Linked DNA regions of Homo sapiens: region 2 is linked to region 1. Evidence: chromatin loops called from intact Hi-C (ENCODE). Cell type or tissue: heart left ventricle. All regions are shown on one strand. Links, peaks and the distances in the headings refer to the core of each region. The heading gives the core; the rest is flanking DNA.

The links. Hi-C counts contacts between places; a loop is a spot of excess contacts. Peaks named below come from ENCODE experiments on the same cell type or tissue, not always from the same donor. Only the 100,000 strongest peaks of a DNase experiment are listed, where the experiment ranks them.
Region 2: it touches region 1 in a loop (3.0-fold over the local background); 38 of 110 quality-filtered maps call a loop at or near these places.

What each region holds. Positions count from the first base shown.
Region 1 is chr10:110,220,738-110,231,288 of GRCh38, reverse strand. It overlaps MXI1 (MAX interactor 1, dimerization protein), which reads right to left. Exons shown (of 6, transcript NM_130439.3): 2 at 2,968-3,100. It overlaps LOC105378480 (a long non-coding RNA gene), which reads left to right and starts at 9,362. Exons shown (of 2, transcript XR_946315.4): 1 at 9,362-9,432; 2 at 9,755-10,551. RefSeq lists silencers at 3,845-3,914, 5,215-5,374 and enhancers at 4,815-4,884, 5,485-5,544. In heart left ventricle, for the core only: a CTCF peak has its summit at 5,097 (motif pointing right); DNase peaks (open chromatin) are centred at 3,958, 4,558, 5,028 and 5,388; H3K4me3 peaks cover 3,266 bases; H3K27ac peaks cover 3,343 bases.
Region 2 is chr10:109,889,855-109,900,405 of GRCh38, reverse strand. XPNPEP1 (X-prolyl aminopeptidase 1) reads left to right here. Exons shown (of 21, transcript NM_020383.4): 4 at 7,331-7,394; 5 at 8,580-8,684. Among named protein-coding and RNA genes, the nearest start is that of XPNPEP1, 28 kb to the left of the region's middle. RefSeq lists an enhancer at 8,218-8,277. In heart left ventricle, for the core only: no CTCF peak of the experiment used is centred there; DNase peaks (open chromatin) are centred at 4,785, 5,155 and 5,725; H3K4me3 peaks cover 385 bases; H3K27ac peaks cover 6,337 bases.

The sequences.
Region 1 (10,551 bases), core at 972-8,971:
TTCCAGCAATTATCCTGTCTCAGCCTCCCAAGTAGCAGAGATTACAGGCACACACTACCACACCTGGCTAATTTCTGTATTTTTAGTAGAGACAGGGTTTCATCATGTTGGCCAGGCTGGTCTCGAACTCCTGACCTCAGGCAATCCACCTACCTCAGCCTCCCAAAGTGCTGGAATTACAGGCGTGAGCCACTGCACCCTGCCTAAAGTAACATTTTATCAGGCATATCATATAATACCTGAGAATATCAGGGGTAAAATAGTCAATCACCATTATATCTTAAAGATGCTACGATGTCAGAGAAACAAATGTCATTTTATAACATACATCAGTGTTCAAGATGTATAGTAATAAAATAACAGCTACTTCCACACTAGTAGCTTTTTGATCAGGAAAAAATAAGACATATATACTTATGAAGTCCATTCCTTTCCTTGTTTCAGATGATAAATACATGGAAATTTCTGTAAGTCTTCTAACTTTCTGCTTTATGTAACCAGCATAATAAAATCTCATTAAAATCCAATAGTAAACTTAAAATTAAGAAGAAGCCTACAGTGTCCTCTTTCAAATGGACCAACACTATTGTCCAAATACCCCAGTATTGGAATTTCTACCTCAGCTCTCCTTACTTCCATGAAGCAGGCATTTTAAATAAGTGGCAAAGGAGAAATAATTTCTAGTGTTTCATTTTAACATACTAGTTCTCTCTCATAAGCCCCAGCCCAAAACCCACACATTGGTGGATCTTGAGATAATATATTCTAAAATATATTTTTCTCTCTCTCTCTCTTTCTTGCTACTTATATTCCCATAAAAAAAGTATCTTCTCCTGTTTTAGGTGGTCTAATGTACACATATTCTCCTTTGGGCACTATCAGAACAATATGGCATGCTTGCAGTTTTACAAATTTTCCGACATGCTATGCTAAAACACAGTAATTAGCACTGTGGTCCCACACATAATATTAGAATCCTAACAGAGACACTAGCATGAAAGAGAAACATCACTTAGCCCAAACCCCAAGCTGAGCAAAGCGTAAGTCAACAGATGACTAAGAGTTTCTTATTAATGACCGGTAACATAATTGATAAAACTTAGGAATGTGCATCTTATTTATGCCTCTATAATCCTTGAGTTCCTAAAAATGTCACATCTGCAATGATGGGAGACATACTAAATTACTAATATAGTAACCAATCTCTAAAACTGTCAATAAATCAGAGTCATAGAAGTTCAGGAGAAGGAGGGACCTTGGTGAGACTCTAATGCATCTTATTTTACAGATGAATACAGTAAGGGATGGGAAATGTACTGAAATTATATACCTAATTTCTAGAAAATAGGAAAGGCTTAAATACTTGCAGCACGACAGAACCCAGGTCTAGTTTCCTATGTGTACTCTTCCTATGTCTCCAAGTTGAAAAAAAAAAGTTTTTTAATCTATGTGGATTGAAAGACACATAAATTCCTGAATAGGTCTTAATTCTTGATAGCTTAAACACTGAAACCGTAAGGGCAAGCAAATGTACATTTTTTAAAATGCTGTATATCATACTACATATTTTCATCTCAAATACACCATACTACAACAAAATCTCTAGACCCACACACAACACAGATAGTACATCAAGCTTATGGTTAATTATTTTTATAACTTAAGAAATTAAGTTTAAAAACTATATAGTAGTCTTAATGAAAAGAAGCTAAAAAAGGAAACGTGCAGCTCTATAGAGAAGTCAAAGGAGAAAAGTGAATCCTAGTTTTTCCTCGGTGATGTCTGAAATACAGAGTGGGATGATCCAACCTCATGAGTTCCAATTATTATCTGTAGAAGCCTCAGGCTTTCTGAATCAAGAGCCCCATTCTGACCCAATCTGCTGTCCCAAATGACTAACCAACCACCTGACTGAAGCTCCCCAAAGCCTTCAGGGAAATTTGGTTACCCAGGGATTGCTCTGTCCTCCTCAAAATGAATGTTTATTATATTCTCTAGACAAAGCTCTGGGAAACAGAAATAAAGGTCTCATTTAATTCCCCTTATCAATGGAAAAGGCAGCCATCTGTTAATCTTCTGTTAAGAAAGGCCTTTTGAAAACTTCCTATGAGATGAATCCTAGGAATTCACTGGCTCCCTAGAATAAAAACACCGAAGAGATAGCCACATACTACTCAAAAGTTTTCAAAAATGGAAGTCAGCTACATCTTAGTACATCTATTTTTTTCTCTTTTTGACACAAAGTTTCACTATGTCATCCAGGTTGGTCTTGAACTCCTAAGCTCAAGCAATCCTCCCACCTCAGCCTCCCAAAGTGCTGGAATTACAGGCGTAAGCCACTAGGCCCAGCCTTTCCAAGTACATCTAGACAAGTATATTTTTAAAGATCTATTCTGCTTGAAAGATAAACAGATTTTTTTTTCCTTTTTGCTTTAAGAGCCCACCAACCAATCCGATCTCATCATTTAAAGAGGCAAAACTTTCACAGCATGGTCTTCCCTTTTCTCCTTAAACAAATAACCACATCCGCTCACTACCAATTCTACCTAAATATTTTTATTCCTTTAACAAACCCTTGATTCTGCTTTATACCCTGCCAGACCTATTTCTGATTTTTTTTTTAATCTTCTTGGACTGTCCAAAACTTGGCCAGAATATTGAAAGCCAGCCCACGATTACTTTTAGCAGGTGGCTGCATGCATGGACACATGCTGCCAAGTCTCTCAACTTGGCATAGCCATCTTAATAATCCCAGCAAGAACTTCTTTGGTTGTCTTTCCAGATTATATTCCTTTCCTTCCATGCAAAACCAGGTTATGATTTCTAGACTTCATTATTTTAAAAGGGCCAAATCCCCAGGGTAGTGGTAAAGGAACCCATCAAGTGCTGCTCCTTCAGACTTGGGATTACAGGAGAAATGTGCTCCTTCCCTCCAGTTCCCTCTTCTAAGCGTTCCCAGCTTGCTACCTGTTGGCAGTGCTGGTGTTGCTGCTCCCGCTGCTGTGTTTCTGTGCCCGGCTCAACCTCCGTGGGGGCTTTGAATGCTGCAGTCGGGGGCTCGGCATGGACGGGAATGAAGAGGCGTAGCCATGTTCACACTCTGAAGAAAGCAAGAAAAAAAGATACGGTAAGAAGAATATAGTACCCAAATCCATTGACCCACAAATCCGAGGTCTTTGCAGTAACAGGTTTTTGAAAGCAGGAAAAGAGGTAAAATGTTTCCACTCTTTTTGGTTAGAAAATTAATGTCCCTCGCCTGGACATCAATCCTGTGACACCCCACCAGCTGGAAGGTGTTTTGATACCTCCTCTAAACCAAAGAGTTTATCCCCCCTTTCCAAAATCCTTCTCTCCCAAGAACTTGAGATTTCAGATGCTTTAGAACAAAAATTTTGTGACCAGTTACCATTCACCTCATTGACTTCGCTTGCCTCAAAAATTCCCCTTTACTTTCAACTCTCTCTGTTCTAAAGAGTCTCTTTAAGCCCAATATTTTTGTGTACTTCGAACAAGTCTTAGAAAGACATTTTCTCTCTCGACACCACAGTCTCCGAGTTCCTGGTCTTTCTGCGCCATCTCTACAGCCCCTTGGGCTGCCACCGCTAAAGGGACCCCATCTCATCACCCCGCAGGTATTCAAAGGCCCCTCTCCACCGGTTTTCCCCCGCTCAGTGTTCTCCCGGCCTCGTCCCTTCCCCTGACCCCCCCCAGCATCCGTGTTCCTCCTTCCTCTTATCTCCCAGCACCCTCTCCCGCTCCGGGGCCCTCCAAGCTTCTCCACGGTCACCCTCTCTCCAGCCCCAGACCGCCCTCTCTCCAACTTCCCTCCACCCGTCTCCTTCCCGCTCGCCGCACACCCACAGCCCCACCCTCCGTGCGCACCCTCGCACCTCCCCCAGCACCTGCGCGACCTCTCACACACGCCTCCACTCACGATCTCAGCACACACACCTCCCCACGCACGCGCGCCCCTCCCCGCACCCGCCCCTCCCACACGCGCACGCCCCTCCCACACGCGCACGCCCTTCCCGCACACGCCCCTCCCCCCCGCGCACCATCCCTCCCACGCGCGCACCCCTCACACACGCGCGACCCTCCCCGCACACGCGCGACCCTCCCCACACACGCGCGTGCCCCTCTCCTCACACGCCCCTCCCCTAACGTGCGCACCCCTGCCCTCACACACACGCATGGCCCTCCCCTCACACGCCCCTCCCCACACGCGTACGCCCCTCCCCTCACATGCTCGCACCCCTCCCCTCACATGCGCTCACCCCTCCCCTCACACACACGCGCGCGCCCCTCCCCTCACACCCGCGCGCCCCTCCCCTCACGCGCGCGCTCCCCTCCCCTCACACGCCCCTCCCCTCACACGCGCGCACCCCTCCCTCACACGCGCGCACCCCTCCCTCACAGGCGAGCTCCCCTCCCCTCACATGCTCCCCTCCCCTCACACACTCCTCCCCTCACATGTGCACGCCCCTCCCCTCACGCGCGCTCCCCTTCCCTCATACGCCCCTCCCCTCACGCGTGCGCCCCTCCCACACGCGCGCTCCCTTCCCCACATGCCCCTCCCATCACAAGCGCGCTCCCCTCCTTCACTCGCCCCTCCCCTCACGCGCGCGCTCCTCACACGCCCCCCTTACACGCCTGCTCCCCTACCCACACGCCCCTCCTCACACGCGCGTCCCCTCCCTCACACGCCCCTCCCCTCACACGCGCGCACCCCTCCCTCACACGCCCCTCCCCTCACACGCGCGCTCCCCTCACGCGTGCGCACCCCTCCCTCACACGCCCCTCCCCTCACGCGCGCTCCCCTCCCCACACGCCCCTCCCCACACACGCGCGCTCCTCTACCCTCACGCGCGCACACCCCTCCCCTCACATGCGCGCACACCTCACCTCATGCGCGCACCTCACACGCGTGCCCTCCCTTACCGGCCGCACCGCACTGCCGAAAAAGATTAGTAGCGCTCGGGCTCACGCAGCGGCGCCCAGCCATTACCTCGCTCCCGGCGCTCCAAAAACTCGGCAGCCTCCAGCAGACGCTGCACGTTGATCATCTTCACCCGCTCCATGGGCACCGCGGGTGGCGACCGGCGCCTCTCCGCACTCCCTTCTCGGGCCGACAGGAGGCGCCGCAGGCGGCTACGGCCGGGCGCCGTTCCGGAACATGTGCGACGGGCGGGCGGGCCAGCTCGGCCGCGGCTCGGCGCGCTCTCCGCCGCCCCTGCCGCCCCAGCCGCGCCAGCCGCGCCCGCCGTGCCGCGGGCAGCCCGCGCGTGGTTTGTTTACCTCTCCCCGCGAGCACGGGGGAGGGGCGGGAGCAGCGCCGGGGCCCGCCCCCTCCCGCCCCTGCCTCTGCCCCCTGGGAAATGTAGTCCCGCACCCGCCCGCGGCTGCCGGGAATCGTAGTGCACACGCCGTTTCAGGGCGCCTGCGTTCCGCAAGATTCGCAAAGGTCGTCGGAAGGTGTAGTCCCGCTGGGTTTCCTTTCCTGTCTCTAGGGAAGACTAAGAAGTTGCGGGACTTTGCTTCTGGGAGGGAAGAATTTTTTTTTCCTCCCTCCAGACACGATGTGGAATGGGAAGGATTTGAGCGAGCTGGGAGTCTACTCCCGGGGAAACTTGTTTCTCAGCGACTCCCTGCGGTTGCCCAGGGGCTGAGACATTCTTTATTCGAAGTATCATGTTCCAGTCCTCTATCTCCTACTTTCTCATGTAACTTATGTGCCTCAGTTTGCTCATCTGCAAAATAAGAAGAGTAACACACCTGCACCAACAGCGCACACAGAAACTGGAAAAGCCAAAATTGCTGTTCAAAAACGAGGGATGATTTCATCAGAGAGGGTTTCCATGAAGCCCTTCTTCCACCTCAGCTTCCACACAGACAAGTAGTTACTTTTTTCTTTAATCTTACTTTTTAAAACTTTCTCCTCTCCTCACTAGTGCTTTTAGACGCCAGAAAATTCTCCCTGGTGCGGAACAGTTTGGTTCAAATCCTGACTCTGCTACTTACACTGAGACCTGTGTGAACTCTTCCAGCCTCATTTTCCTTATGTATAAAATGGATATGATCATATCCACGGCGTTGAGGGCGTGCCATGTGCCAGGCACTGTACTAGACTTAGTTTGCATAGTAAGAGAGAAACGGACGCAGACCTGCTCTCGAGGTTTGTGTATTCAGTAGTGCTTTTTGCAAAGATTAAATATAATAATTCCAGCACTTAGTATATACTAGGCACTCAGTAAATAGAAGCGATGATGATGTTTTCTCTTATGCTCTCCTCTGTAGCTAAAAAGGAAGTTAGAGAGCGGAGACCACATTAAAAGACTACCACTGGCCGGGCACAGTGGCTCACGCCTGTAATCCCAGCACTTTGGGAGGCTGAGGTGGGCGGATCACCTGAGGTCAGGAGTTCGAGACCAGCTTTGCCAACATGGTGAAACCCTGTCTCTACTAAAAATACAAAAATTAGCCGGGCATGGTGGCGGGTGCCTGTAATCCAAGCTACTCGGGAGGCTGAGGCACGAGAATCGCTTGAACCCGGGAGGCGGAGGTTGCAGTGAGCCGAGATCACGCCACTGCACTCCGGCCTCCAGCCTGGGCAACAGAGCAAGACTCAGTCTCAAAGAAAAAAAAAAAAAAAAAAAGCCACTGACTGCTCATTCATGGCCACTCTCTTTCTAAGTCCTCCACCTAAAAAATCCTCAAAGTCTAGACCAGGGTTTCTCAACTTTAGCATCATTGACATTTTGATCTGGGTAATTCCTCCTTGGAGCAGGAGCTCTGTTCCGTGCTTTGCAGGATGTTTAGGAGCATCCCTGGCCTCTACCCACTAGATGCCAGTAGCACACCACCACCCCTCAGGTGTGACAACCAAAAATGCCTCTAGACATTGCCAAATATCTCCTGGGGCACAAAATCCCTCCCCTGTCCCCCAGTTGGGAACAAGGGATCTAGGGAGAGGAAGAACAAGAGAATCGTACTTGAATGCTCTAGGAACAAGCTGGGAACCGTGCAAACATACCCATAACTTTTTTCCACCCCAATTATATTAACCTGCTGCTTGACATCACATCCAAAATAACAGGAAGCTCCTGGTGAGGGGGGAGTTTCCCCCTCCCGTGGTCATTCCATTGGCTCCTGCAGAAAATACCATCTTGAGATGGAAATCTTACCCTCTTAAAAATGTTATCGGCTTCATGCTGCATTTTAATATACCTTTCCCTCATACCTTTTGTTTTCTTACCTTTCCCTCATACCTTTTGTTTTCTTTTTTCTTTTCTTTTTTTTTGGTAAAGTGAACAAAATCTCCAGTGAGGTCACAAGCTGCAAAATTCTGCCAGTCCTTTTAAATATTACACTTGGCACCACATTTAAGACCAAATAGACGTTCCATCAAATGCAAGCAGACCCAAAATGAGAGGTGTTCGCAAGCCACAGAAGAACTTTTTTTTTTTTTTGTAAAGGCTTTCAAAAAGGGACTGTTCTTTTAGCTCTTGACTAGGTCGTTTTGGATCTGGACTTTCCCAGGTCATTTTGGATCTGGACTTTCCCACTGGGTGTTGGTAACAACCTCCCTTCACCCTCAACAAGGGCCATGTTGGGTAGGGGTGGGACTGGATTATTTTAAAGAAAATACCATTCATTTAGAACATCTGTTAGTTGAGGGTAGAATTTATTTATTTTTTATTTATTTATTTATTTATTTTTTGAGACGGAGTCTTACTCTGTCACCCCAGCTGGAGTGCAGTGGCGCGATCTCGGCTCATTGCAACCTCCACCTCCCGGGTTCTCCTGACACAGCCTCCCAAGTAGCTGGGGTTACAGGCGCCTGCCACCACGCCCAGCTAATTTTTTGATTTTCGTAGAGACAGGGTTTCACCATGTTGGCCACACTGGTCTCAAACTCCTGACCTCGTGACTCGCCCACCTCAGCCTCCCAAAGTGTCCCTGGCCAGGACAAATACAACTCTACTTTTCTCAATAGGAGGTAAACTTGTGTGACAAGCAATCAAGAAAAGTAGTACAAACTGAAAATATACATGAATTCAAGATGGCTTTAATTCCAGAGGTCACAGAACCATAGCTGGTTAGGAAGAGATGGCTACATGCAAGAGGCCTGGGGCCTATGCATGGCCTTTCACAGTTGACCTCCAGGTGAACTAACCTAGAGCCCTTCTTCTAGAGCCATGGCCAAGAGGGAGATGAGGACATGGAAAGTAGAGCGAGACTCACCAAAAGGCCACCTGCATTGAAGAAGGGGAGAGATGATGATCATGGTGGGCAGTATTAAGGGCTGGTTCATGTACAGAAATCTCCAGCCTTTTCTAAAAGCAATTGAAGTGCCACTTCCTTCTCCCTGCGCTGGCTGCCTCCTGGAGTCCTTCCTTGGACATCAGCTATAAGGGCCTCTCCAGCACAAAGCTTAGGGCTCTATCCACAGGAAAGTAATGCTACCCACAAACCATCCCTCAGCAACAGTCTCAGCCCGGAGGAACCCAGAGGCAGCCATAGCCTTTCTTTTGTTCCGATGAACTAGTTTGCACTACAAATGCAGATGGGGAAACAGGAAAAGCAAGGCTTCCAAAGTCTACTGACATAAGAACCTGGAATCCTACCCATAGTCTCTGTTCTGTCCTCTCCCTAAAGTATATCTCTCTCTCAAGGGAGTCATTTGAAAATGGAGAAAGTCCCCCAGAATACCCCAGGCCTATAACGATCACAGCCACGGATGGGGACAATCTGCCTTCTGAAGGAAGCAGGCAAAGCCCTCAATTCTTAAGGGTCCTTTCTCAGCACAGTTTACTTAGTGACAATTTCCAAGTGATTTATTGCAGATTCATAAACAATGGAGGCTGATGTGTTGTATCTTTTCTTCAGGGAGGCGAGATGGGGAGAGAGGAAGGGGCCATGAGGTTAAGTTACAAGTCCAAAGTTACTGTGTTGATGACACCTTGCACTTAGGAGAACTTCCCTGAAACTGCAAAGTGTTTACTGAGTAGGGCACTGTTTTCTGCAATTATCTTTAAGGATGGGCGTTTTCAAATAATCAACACTGGGGACACGGGAGGTGAACTCTAAGCTCTTAAATGAGAACCGTTAACAGTTATACATTTTTCCATCTCCCATCCCAAAATGACTACTGCAGCCTCCTCCCCTCCTCTTCCCCCAGAGCCCAGAAACGTGAAGAACAGCAGAAAACCTTTCCCTCGCCCAGTGAGTCAGCCTTGCCTAAGTTCATGCGTAAGCTCTCCTCAAGTCAGCGGCAGCTCAGAGCTGCGGGTCTGTGTGCAGCCGAGATAAATTTGGGTCTAGAAGGGATGACGTAATGCTAAACCCGAGAGGTAGCTGCCGCCTCCCAGGGCTCCTGTCGCCAGGGCTGCCGGCTGACATCCCAACCACACGGAAACGCACCAAGCGACTCAGGTGCTGCCCGAGCTGGGGAGAAAGGGAAAGGACATGGGGTGGGGGGAACGCCAGGGGGAGGCAGTGTTTATCTGAGACGGCTGAATCTGGAAGTTTGTTGCTTTTTAACTCCAGTTTTACTGGTGAGATCAGACCACTGGCAAATGCTCAAACAGCTGCACTTGACTTCCATCCTGACCCATCTCTTCCCTCTTAGAAAAGGGCTTCTTACATTTTATTAAATGGCCCTTATTACAGCAGCCTATTTCAGTGATTATAATGGATGTGTTAATCTCTCAAATGTCCTTTTCCTTCTTTTTTGCATGAACTTGGATCCAAGAAGACATCTGCATTGCAGGACTCAATTAACATGCACATCTAAGCGGCTTGCTTACTTTGGAGCACCCCACTTGGGGTGACACCAGGGTGCTACTGATAAGGTATTTGGGAGGATTTTGCTAGGGCCATGCCAAGTGAATATTTCCCCAAATAACATTTCAAGGTTTATGTCATAGAAGTTTGTGTCATTAAGCTTGTTTCTCAATACAGTCCCCATTTTTCACTTGAGAAAGCTGAGGCTCAGAGAGGTATGGTAACTTGCCCAAGGCCAACAGCTGTCTATCAAACTGATGGAATAAGGGTTAGAACTCAGGCTTTTTTAAACCCGTGGGGCCCATTCCTTTAAATATCAAGACGAAGTTGCATTCCCAAAGGATCCAAATGCTGTTTTTTTCTGTTTATGGTTCATTCTTCCCCAAGGAAAGGTTGCCATCAGAGTCAACTCCTTCACTCCTGGTGATGACCGCAAACCTTGGGCCCAACCTCACCCTTCCACTATAATTAAAAGACCACCACAGGAAACAATCTTTGTTGTGCCGAAGTAGTTTTCTTCATTAGAAATGCCTCCCAAATACTTTTCAACATTTGTTAGTGTAAACACATTTTATTCTTTAATTTGTGCCTGTAATCATTTATGCTGGTAGATTTTGTGACTTTCAGCAATATCTGGCAAATAACCTGGTCAGCCACGGTGTGTTATTGTTTTGAAGCACTGTTCAGTTCCAAGAGTTGATATTTTTGTTTAGGATTTCTGCATCTATATTTGAAAGCAAAAGTAAACTGTATTTTTTGTTGTGTTTC
Region 2 (10,551 bases), core at 1,700-9,699, 330 kb after region 1:
GTGAGAACAAGAAGGAAGGGCTGGCTTCATGTGTGACCTGCCATAGTAGCCTCCTCAGTAATAGAGAGGCTGCTGTTCCCTGTGGCTCTTGTTCCTAATTGTTTCATTTCAGGGTAGATTCTGGGTTGATGGAGTTTCTCCTACGGCTGGGGAGGGGAGGGTGTTGGAGAAGTGAAGGGGAATCTTGAATTCTGTCCTTTGTGTACTTTCCAAAACACAAATATACACACCCACACGCTGTTCCCTGCAAGAGAGAAAACGTACCTCAAATGCATAATTACGCAAGGACTTGGCACTGCAGTGGTCTGCTTCTCTCTGTCCTCTGCAACTCTAAGGGTTTCTTCTTTTTAAACTCAGAGCAAGGGTTGTGGTATTAGGGTTGTTGTATTAATGAGCTTGGGCCCTGGGGGACTTTTATAGCAAGGAATCGTCTGTTCTCTCTGGTAATCTGGATACTTTCATGTACCATCCTAGTCGTATATTGGGATTCGTGGGCACCACTTGCCTCAAAGCAGGAGAATCCTTGGTTGGAGTCAGAGCTGTGCCAGCACTGCCTTTTAGAAATCTTGATTCCTCATCCTCCTCATCCGTAGACCCCATATTATGTTGTTGGGCTTGGCTTAGTCAAAGGGTGATGTTTTGTCAGGGACTGACTCTGCCAATGTGAATTTTTGGCTTTGTTTGTGGTTCCTCCTCCTGGAAGACATGATTCAGATTTTCCTAAACTCTTTGGACCCTACTCCATTCTCCTGGAGTCAGCTTCCTGTTTTGTTTTGTATTTCATAAACAGGCTTTCTCTTGGGGTGGGGTTAATGATTTTTATCCCACAGTGATTTTATCTGTTGTGTTAGAATAATGCTAGCTGTGGTAACACATCTCGAAGTTTCAGTGGCCTGGTATTGTAAAGCCTTATTTCTTATTTCATGTAGCAGTATAGAGTGGGTGTTCCTGGTTGGTGGGGGACTTCCCTCTACCTTGAGGGAAAGTGATTCAGGGATCTAGGCTCTTCCATCCCATAGTACCACCATTTTAGCTGGTGGAAGGGGACAGAGTATGGACAGGGCACACTCATTTGTTAGAGCCCCGACCCAGGTATCACCTCTCACCCACATTTCATTGGTAAGAATAAGTCATGTGACCTCACCTCAATGTAATGAGGCATGGGAATGAAGGCCTGGCTGGGCAGCTACTTTCCAGTGACTCTTCTACACTAAGGAAGGAGCACAAATCTTTGGACAACTGTCAGTTTTTCCCACATACCCTGACTTGGTTTCATTTAGGAGAGAAAAAAATGCCAATAACTTATATTTGGAAACAAGGAGTCCACATCTCCATTCACAGTCTAACTTTTGGTACTTCCTGTGGACCGATGGCCATTTATTCATTCAGTTTCAATTTTCTTGAGAACCTTGTATATTTGAGGCACAGTGCCAAGCTCATGGCTGATGGGAGAAGAGGGTCAGGGAAGGGGAAAGATGTCACGCTAATGTGGACTCTAGTAACTTTAGTCATGCTTATCTTGGCAGTCAGCTGTCAGCTTTACTTGGCAAGTTCCATCGGCATGTGACCAGCCATGTTGATCCCTCTTCTTAAAACCCAGCTCTGGTCATGTCACCACCCTCTCTTCAACTTTTAGTGTCTCTCTAGAACTTGCAGGATAAAGTTCAAGCCTCTTAGTCTGGTGTTTGAGGTCTTTGACTATTTGTCTTCAGACGGCCTTTACAGAAATCTCTGCAGCTGCTCCCTTGAACTTCTTGCCCCTGCCATTAGGCTAATTGGGTGTCGCCTCATGACAGGCCTCTTGCCTCTTGCTTCTGGGCCTTGTCACACCTTTCCCTCTGGACTGTTTTCCTGCTCTCTTCGCCTATCCTTGGTGGCCCAGTCAAACCTCTGAGCTTGGTCTGATGGATCTAAGGCACATCTGAGCATCCTTTAAACTATAGCAAATACCACACTGCATGTTCAGCATCGTTTATATGGCTGTTTATTAGTGTTAATATTTCATGGAATATCTGTCTACTATTGCCGATTGTCCACTTCGAGAAGATAGTTTCTTATGTTTGCTATAGAGTCAAGCTCGGTGCAGTTCATAGCAATAAGTGCTGCAGTTCATCAGATGTTCGGCATGCGCTAATTGCTTTATGTCACACCTCAACCCTTCAAGGTGGGCATTATGTTCATCCCCATTTTACAGATGAGGAAGTTGAGCCCCAGGTTCACCCAGCTAGTAAGTGGGGAACCAGGCTTGAACAGAGTTCTAACTGCTGGTTGTAGGAGATGTCTATTCTGTGGCTGATGAAAGTAGAGGTAAGTGCAGCATACACCTCGTATTCCTTGTTCCCTCAGAATTTATAATCCAATTGTGAGACTAGATGTGTACAACTTCTGTACAAAAGTAGAAGAGGTTGCTTGGCAGCTTGCAAGGGTATGGGCTTTCGAAAGTCAGACCTGAGGCTGGGTGCAGTGGCTCATGTCCATAATCCCAGCACTTTGGGAGGTCGAGGCAGGCGGATCACTTGAGGTCAGGAGTTCGAGACCAGCCTGACCAACATGGCAAAACCCTGTCTCTACTAAAAATACCAAAATTAGCTGGGTGTGGTGGTGGGCGCCTGTAATCCCAGCTACTTGGGAGACTGAGGCATGAGAATCGCGTGAACCTGGGAGGTGGAGGTTGTAGTGAGCCTAGATTGCGCCACTGCACTCCAGCCCAGGCGACAAAGCAAGACCCCATCTTAAAAAAAAAAAAAGTCAGACCTGAGTTCAGATCTTGGTTCTGCCATTTACTGTGGTGTTACCTTGGGGAAGTTAGTTATTTCTCTAAGCTTCATTTTTTTCATCTGTAGATTAGCGAGGGATGATACCTTCCAGGGCTGCTGTGAGGATTAGAATGAGAGGAAATGAATACAGTTATTGACTAGTAGGTGTTGAGACAATAATAAACAATACAGACTAAATAATCTTAGCTAACATTATTTGTCAGCATTATCCAAGGTAGGGTATGGATAAGTGCCAACATGGATGGTCCTGTAAAATTCAGAAATGTGGGAGCCTCTGAAAGCTGAAGTGGGTCAGGAAGCTTCATGGAAAAGGGAGCACTTGAACCAGATTTTTGAGAGATGACTAGCTTTTTTTTTTTTTGTAGTTTACAGATGCTTTATTTGGCTATGTATTGTTTATATTGTTGGAATTAGATGCCAACATTTAAAAATTGGGTAATTTCTCATGAACCCATATTTCTGGCTTCTTCTGAAATATTGAAGGTTAGCAACATGTGGCCTGCATTTCAGAAATCAGAGCTGAGTAGGAGCTGCTGTCTTTAGAAAAGATATCCTTTGTCCTGTACCCTGAGGTATTTGAATTTGAAACCCCATTTATAATCCCTTACGATCTTTTCCCCATTAGATAATGTATTAGTTTCCTATCACTGCTATAACAAATTACCACAGTGACTTAAAACAAATTTATTCTCTTATGGTTCTGGAAGTCTGAAGTCTAAAATGGGTCAGCAGGGCTATGTTACTTCTGCAGGCTCCAGGGAGAGTCCATTTCCTTGCCTTTTCCAGTTTCTGGAGGCCACCTGCATTCCTTGGCTCATGGTCCCTTCGTCCATCTTCGTAGATATGGTTGAGGTTTTAACTGGATGTAGGGAAAAGCTTCATGTCTCTTTCTGCTTGTTCATTTATAATACAAATGTGGGTTGAGGATCTAGTCACCTGTGCTGAGTGCAGGGACAGGACAGATACCCTGATCTCATGGAACTTATATGCTTGGGGTTAAGATGGGGGTTGAGGAACAAGACAATAAACATATAAAAAGTTCATTAAGAAGAGAAACATTGCCCAGCATGGTGGCTCTTGCCTGTAATCCTAGCACTTTGGGAGGCTGAGGCAGGCTGATCACTTGAGCCCAGAAGTTCAAGGCCAGCCTGGCAACGTGGTAAAACCCCGTTTCTACAAAAAAAAAAAAAAAAAAGGTGTGTGCCTGCTGTAGTCCCAGCTATTGAGAAGATTGAGGTGGGAGGATTGCTTGAACCTGACAGGTCAAGGATACAATGAGCCATAATTGTGTCACCACACTCTAGCTAGGGTAACAGAAGGCGATCCTGTCTCCAAAAGAAAAAAAAAAAAAAAAAGACAAATATCTAGAGTATGTGTGTGCTATACAGAGACTTAAAAGTGGCCAGGTGGCTATTATAGCTGGGTAGTACAGGTAGGCCTCTCTGTAGAGGTGATATTTGATCTCAAATGTAATGATGAGAAGGACCTAGCCATACCATGATCAGAAATACTTTTATAGGCACAAGGAAGCACATGTGCCAAGGCCTTGAGGCAGGAATGAGCTCAGGATATGCAAAGAGCAGAAAGGAGGTGGGTGTGTCTGGAGCATGGTGAATGGGAGCAGAGCTGCAAGAGGACTGGCAAAGTCAGATCAGCTGGTACCTTGACTGGGCCAGAGTTTGGATTTTATCTTAAATATAATAGGAAGCCATTGGAGGGTTTTAAGGAGGTTGCTAACATGATCTTAGATATTTGGAAAAGCTCACTCTGAGTGTATGTGCAGAGTGGATTGTAGGGGCGGTAGTCCAGGTAGAGATGATGGAGGCTTGGACTGAGTGCTGCTATTAGAAATGGAGAGAAGTGGGTGGTTTTGAGAAAAAGCCAGCAGCTGTGCTTCTTTGTGCCTTTTTCCTAGCATGCTACAGCTTTGGTTTATTTTAGGCCCTATGCTGTGTTCTAAGGAGACCGCCCCTGGGCGTTGCCAGCTTCATGCCTGGGAGAAGGAGAGTGACAGCCCTGGGCCCAGTGCTTGTCTGGCTTCTGCATAGCCTGTCAGTGTGGAGGTGAGGCTGTGGCCAGCCTTGCTTAGCAATGTCTTTCTGGAATGTTGACCACTTAGGTCATGTCTGGACATTCTTACCCCAGACCTTGTCTCCATCCCAAACTAAACATGTCCATTTGCTGTTAATTCCACCTCCCTTTGGAGGAACTCTTTCCTTGCCTTTGCTGATGGAGAAGTCTAGGTAAACCCTGCGGATCTTCCATCTCTCCCAAGCTTGCCCAGAAAGGGGTGGGGCATCCCTAGAGTACTATGTCCCTGAATGGAAGAGTCCAGCCGGGCTCAGACCTGCACTGCATTCTCTGCCAGTCTTTGCCAGTATCTTCACCCTGTGTCACGGGTGGAAGAGCCCCAAGCCTGTGGCGTCATGTTGGTGGAGAGTGCCCTCACTGTGTATTCCCCATTGTGCGCAGTGATTTTTAGCACAAGAGTTATTTTTAACTTAGTTTTCCCAGCCCCTTAGATGTCTTCTCACTGTTTAGGAAGAAGAGATTAATAATATCTCTTCCATTGCATATGTGCAGCACTTTCAAGTTTCTGGTGAGTTTTGAAAGACATTAACTTACTGTTTCTCACAAGAGTCCTAGGAGATGTGTGGGCCACCCTTCCCCCCGTTGTTACTTTTTAATAAAAAGTCTTGCACACAGTAATTACTCGGTTAATAAACAAGTGAGGATTCTGCAGTTCCTAAACGATGCTGGTGGCCATTTCTTTCTATTTCCTTAGTGCTGTTGACCGAATGTTCTTTATGCTTTAGGAATAAAACGTGCTTGCTGTTGCATTTAGCAATCTGAAATGACCTGTCTTAGAGATGAGGAAATGAGGCTGAGAGAGCTGCCAGGACTTGTTGCAGACTATGCAGCTGGGCCTGGGCTAGTGGGCAGGTGGCCCAGAGCTGCTTTATCCTGCCATTGTGGTTCTCTATGCTGGCCCTTCTAGTATCTCCCTGGAGGCTGGTTTGAGGCTGTGATTGCCGGTGCCTTGGTGAAAGAGGCAGTCCTTTTTTTTTTTTTTTTTAATTTTTGTTTTAATTTTTTGAGACAAGGTCTCACTCTGTTGCCTAGGCTGGAATACAGTGGCACAATCATGCCTCACTGTGCAGCCTCAACCTCCCGGGCTCAGATTATCCTCCCACCTCAGCCTCCTAAATAGCTGGGACTACAGGCACGTGCCACCATGCCTGGCTAATTATTGTATTTTTTGTAGACATGAGGTTTCACCATGCTCCCAGGCTGGTCTCGAGTTCCTGGGCTCAAGCAGTCCTCCCACCTCAGCCGCCCAAAGTGCTAGGATTACAGGCATGAGCCACTGTGCCTGGCTGAAAGGGGTAGTTCTTAACCATATAGCAGGAAAGGAACATGAGGGCCTTTTCCCCCTACATCATGTTGACTGTCCTAAAAATGCCTTGGGTCTGGCCAGCAGCCCCATTCCCCACCCTAAACTTTCTTAACCTTGCCAGGTCCTTTGGCTTGGGAGAATCCTGGTAACTGCAGAAGGAGCAGCAGCTCTGTACTCAGGCAGGCCTGGCTTTGGATCCTGACCTACTATTAACTTGTAAGTGGGCAGCTTACTTAAAGATTCTCTCTTTGAACCTCAGTTTTCTCATTTGCTATTGGTCTTATCCTAGAGAGTGATGAGGGCGAGAGATAAAGTGTCATGCATTGGCAGCCTGGCATAGGGCTTCAGAGTCCAGACTCTGGAGTTGACTGCTTAGGTTCAAATCCTGCCTCTGCTACTTAATTAGCTGTGTGATTTGGGGCAAGTTACTTAAACTCTCTGTGCCTCACTGGCTATTACCAGAAGTTGCACACTTTGACTTGTACCCTTTGCCCACGCGTAAGAATTTCTTACTTTCTTCACTCCCTAACCCCTTCCATACAGAGGCAAGGGGATTATCAGCTGAGAAGACCTTGGTTTTGGACATGACATTTTATTTTGCTGAAGCCTCCTGGATTGGATGAAGCGTTTCCGCTCACTCTGTAGCAGGAAGGGACAGGGTCTGCATGGGAGAGATTGGTGATGCTACCTCAGAGGAGGACCCAAACAGGAAGTTTGGAAACAAGTCAGTATCTACAGAAACTTAAGTTAGGGAATTGTTGGTGCTTAACACAGAAATTCAGCCTTACTTTTCAGAAAAATAACAGATGCCTAAATGTCAGTGGCAAGGAGGGGAGAAGGCTATTATTGGTTTGATTTTTGAGTAAGATCTCAGTGAAGAAAGAGCAGTTTTTATCTGTTTCTCCTGATGTGCTTTGGTTCTCCTAATGAGGAAATAGAGGCTAAAGGGAACAGCTCTCTCTGCCCTTAATTAATTCAATCTTCTGCAGTGTGTGCTAATCTGTTGTTTTCAGCTAGACTGTTGGCTTCTTGAGGGCGGGGGCCAAGGATTCCCCAGTCTTCATAGTCCCCGCTGAGCCTAGCACAAGGCTAAGCAGGCAGAACAGTCTGCTCATGACTGATCGAGGCCCACTTTGTTGTCATCTTTGTTTTCCAGAGTGAGTATATTGCTCCATGTGACTGTCGGCGGGCTTTTGTCTCTGGATTCGATGGCTCTGCGGGTGAGTCACTACTTTTTCTCTGTTCTTGCTGCACCTTTGTTCGCCTCCTAAAAATAACTGAACCGAGTTTCAGCCTGTGATATAGAAGCAAAAAGAAAATGCAAACCAGATGCTCCACATTGACTCTCTGCAGAAAGGTGTGGGTTCCCAGTCTTTCCCTGCTCCCCAAGGTCACCTTTCAGTAACCCTTTTTATTCCTCTCTGTATCTTTGCTTCAAAGTTTTAACAATTTTTATTTTTAAAAAGTTTTTGAACTTTTTATTGAATATAACATACATATAAAAGTTCTATCAATTAAACTGAATATACCTGTGTTACTAGCACCCCAAATAAGAAATGAGACTTTAATATAGTTTCAGAACCTCCTCTCTTAGCTTATTGGTCCCAGATAATTCTCCCAAGTGCTTGGCTTTTGGTTTCTGTTTTCACTCTTGGCTTAAATAACAAAGGTTAACTCTAAGCTGCATTGGTGTTCCTCAAAACCATTATGCCTTTGAGTTTTAGGGTGGACTCCCCACTTCAGGTTTGTTCTCTAAAGCAAGCTGGACAAGGTGGGAGCTCCCCTCCCCTCATGGTTAGCATGCTGCTTCCTTTGGCGTAAGTGCTTGTGTTGGTTGGCGCATTAGGATTGGCTTTGGCTGACACCTCTGCCAAAACCCCAAGTTCTGCCAGGCCTGTGGGAACGGAGGGCAGATAAAGGTAGGAGGCATAAGCTTCCTGCTAGTGACCACAGCAGGAACACTCATAGGGCCCACTTGGTCTTTCTCCAGGAAAGGTGAAACAGCTCCCCTGGGGTGTCTGGTGGAGCAGAGGAGTGGCTGTAATTGCTGAGCAGGAACCATCCCTCCCTGTGTCTTGTTGATTATACGAGACCACTTTGGCCATAGGTCTACAGTTCTCCATTCTCTGTTCTTGACTCATACTGTGCAAGTGGAGTCCTTTTTGTGCAGGGACCAGTGCCAGGTAGCTTGGGTCTCAGGACTGTTCTTTCAGAGCTTGACACACAGCTTGTTTTCAGTAGTGTGGTCTTCTCTTGCCCAGAGGTTTCTTTGGAGTCAAGGACCCATCTGCCCCACTAGGAGCTGATGCCTCTTACTGCTCTTGCCTGTCTACTGTCATTTTGTGCAGCTTCTGAGCAGTTGTTAGAAACCTTTCTTCTTCTTTTTTTTTTCTCCCCTGCTTCAGGCACAGCCATCATCACAGAAGAGCATGCAGCCATGTGGACTGACGGGCGCTACTTTCTCCAGGCTGCCAAGCAAATGGACAGCAACTGGACACTTATGAAGATGGGTGGGTACAGGCATGGCTAGCCCAAACTTAGTTGGCCTGATCTGGGCAGGGATCCTAGAGGTCCTCAGGACTCCTGGATCTTAATCCTTTTATGCAGTCATGGACCCTTTTGAGAATCCAAGGAAAACTGAGAAAAAAAAAAATGGCATGCCTATACATACGTACCAATGTGCATTCAATTTTGGAGGACGCTGGTTCAGGATACTTATTTTACTGAGGGGAAACTGAGGGCTAGAGAGGACAGTTGATTTGCTGCAGATCACATTGCTGTGCATTTCACTCCTGTACTGGGGGCCTTCTACTATTTGCTGCCTCATGATTCAGAGTGAGATAAAGGCAAGGAGTCATTGGCAACAGAAGCCAGAAAGCTTTCCCCTGAGGCTCTCTCTGAGGATCTTGGATTTGCTTCTGGAAGCTTAGCTCTGGAGAAGAGCAGCATTCAGGACAAGCGAACAGGTCTGGAACTTGCTTGGGCTAGTCGCTTCACTTGAGTGCTTTAGTTTCCTCATCTGTAAAATGGGTTAATCACAGTAAGTAACATATAAAGTGGTGAGAATTAAAGCATTACTATGTGGAAAGCATATAGATCAATGTTTATTGAATAATGTGTGTATATACTCTGTGTTTTCATTTAATTTTCTGCCGTGTGTACTTTCCTGTCATTAAAATAGTCTTTAGAAACACGGTTTTAGGGACTGTACAAAGTCTTTGCTTCCTGAATTTTGAACTTGGAGAACAGAAGATAAGGAAGGGCCAAGTGAGAAAGAGAAGATGAAACAAAATACCTGATGCTTCTTGTTTGTTGTAGGAAATAATGAGGAAAGAAAATAGTCCTCAGACTCACAGCAGGAAACAGAGGACTAGACCATGACCTTGAGATCCAGGCAGCCAGCTGACTGAGGGGTGTGTGCACTCAGGTGTATGCCACACACCCTCCACATACACACACATGTGTTCTTTGTCTTAGGGAGGAACAAGGAACATTTTTGTCTTGGCATTGGATTAAGTTTCTATTTCTCAAAAATCATTTCATAAATATAAAAACACCAAAGCTACAGATTGTTGCCTGTTGCTGCAGTTGATTTCTCTTTCCCTTTCTCTCTCTCTCTCTCTCTCTCTCTCTCTCTCACACACACACACACACACACACACACACACACACACACACACAAAGGCAGGCATTTGAAGCTGGCTGTTATAAATGGACAAGCTAGTGGCCTTTAAATTTTTTTGTTTGTGTGCTTCTGTTAATGGGAGTCAAGCACCCGCAACATGTATGTATGTTTGTTTATTTGTTATTTATATGTGCTAGTGTTCCTCTATATTCCAAATATCAAAAACTAACTTTGTAATTTCTTTATAAAAAATAAATACAAATAGAAGCTCTGTTACTTTCTTCTTGCACCCAGTAGATCATTGTGTCCCCCTGGGGAGCAGGCATCTCTCTTTGGGGCCCACGGATTCCAGCTCTTAAGTCTGTTAGCATTTTGGGGGTCAGAGGCGCAAACACTGCCTGCCTGTTCCTTAATGTAGGTATGTGGCAGCAAGGGGGTGGCAGAGGGAGTGAGTCCTCCTCTCCTCCAGGCTCCTTCCTAGTTTCCTCAGTCGAGTCTTCTGTGTAGGGAGATTCTGGTGGGTTTGGTTGGCCAGTGAGTGATTCATCCCTGGGGTTTTGCCGAAGATCTGTCTGCTAGGAAATGACATGACTTCATCCTGTGAAAGTTATATTATGTAGTGTACTAGGGCATTAGGAGAAACTGTATTAATAAGTGGCTTGTTTAGTGGTTTGAAAAAAAATAGGAAAGAATCAAATAGCAGAATGAAACTCAATGTCAGCTTCTAGGCAGTTTTTTAGAATTGGAATTCA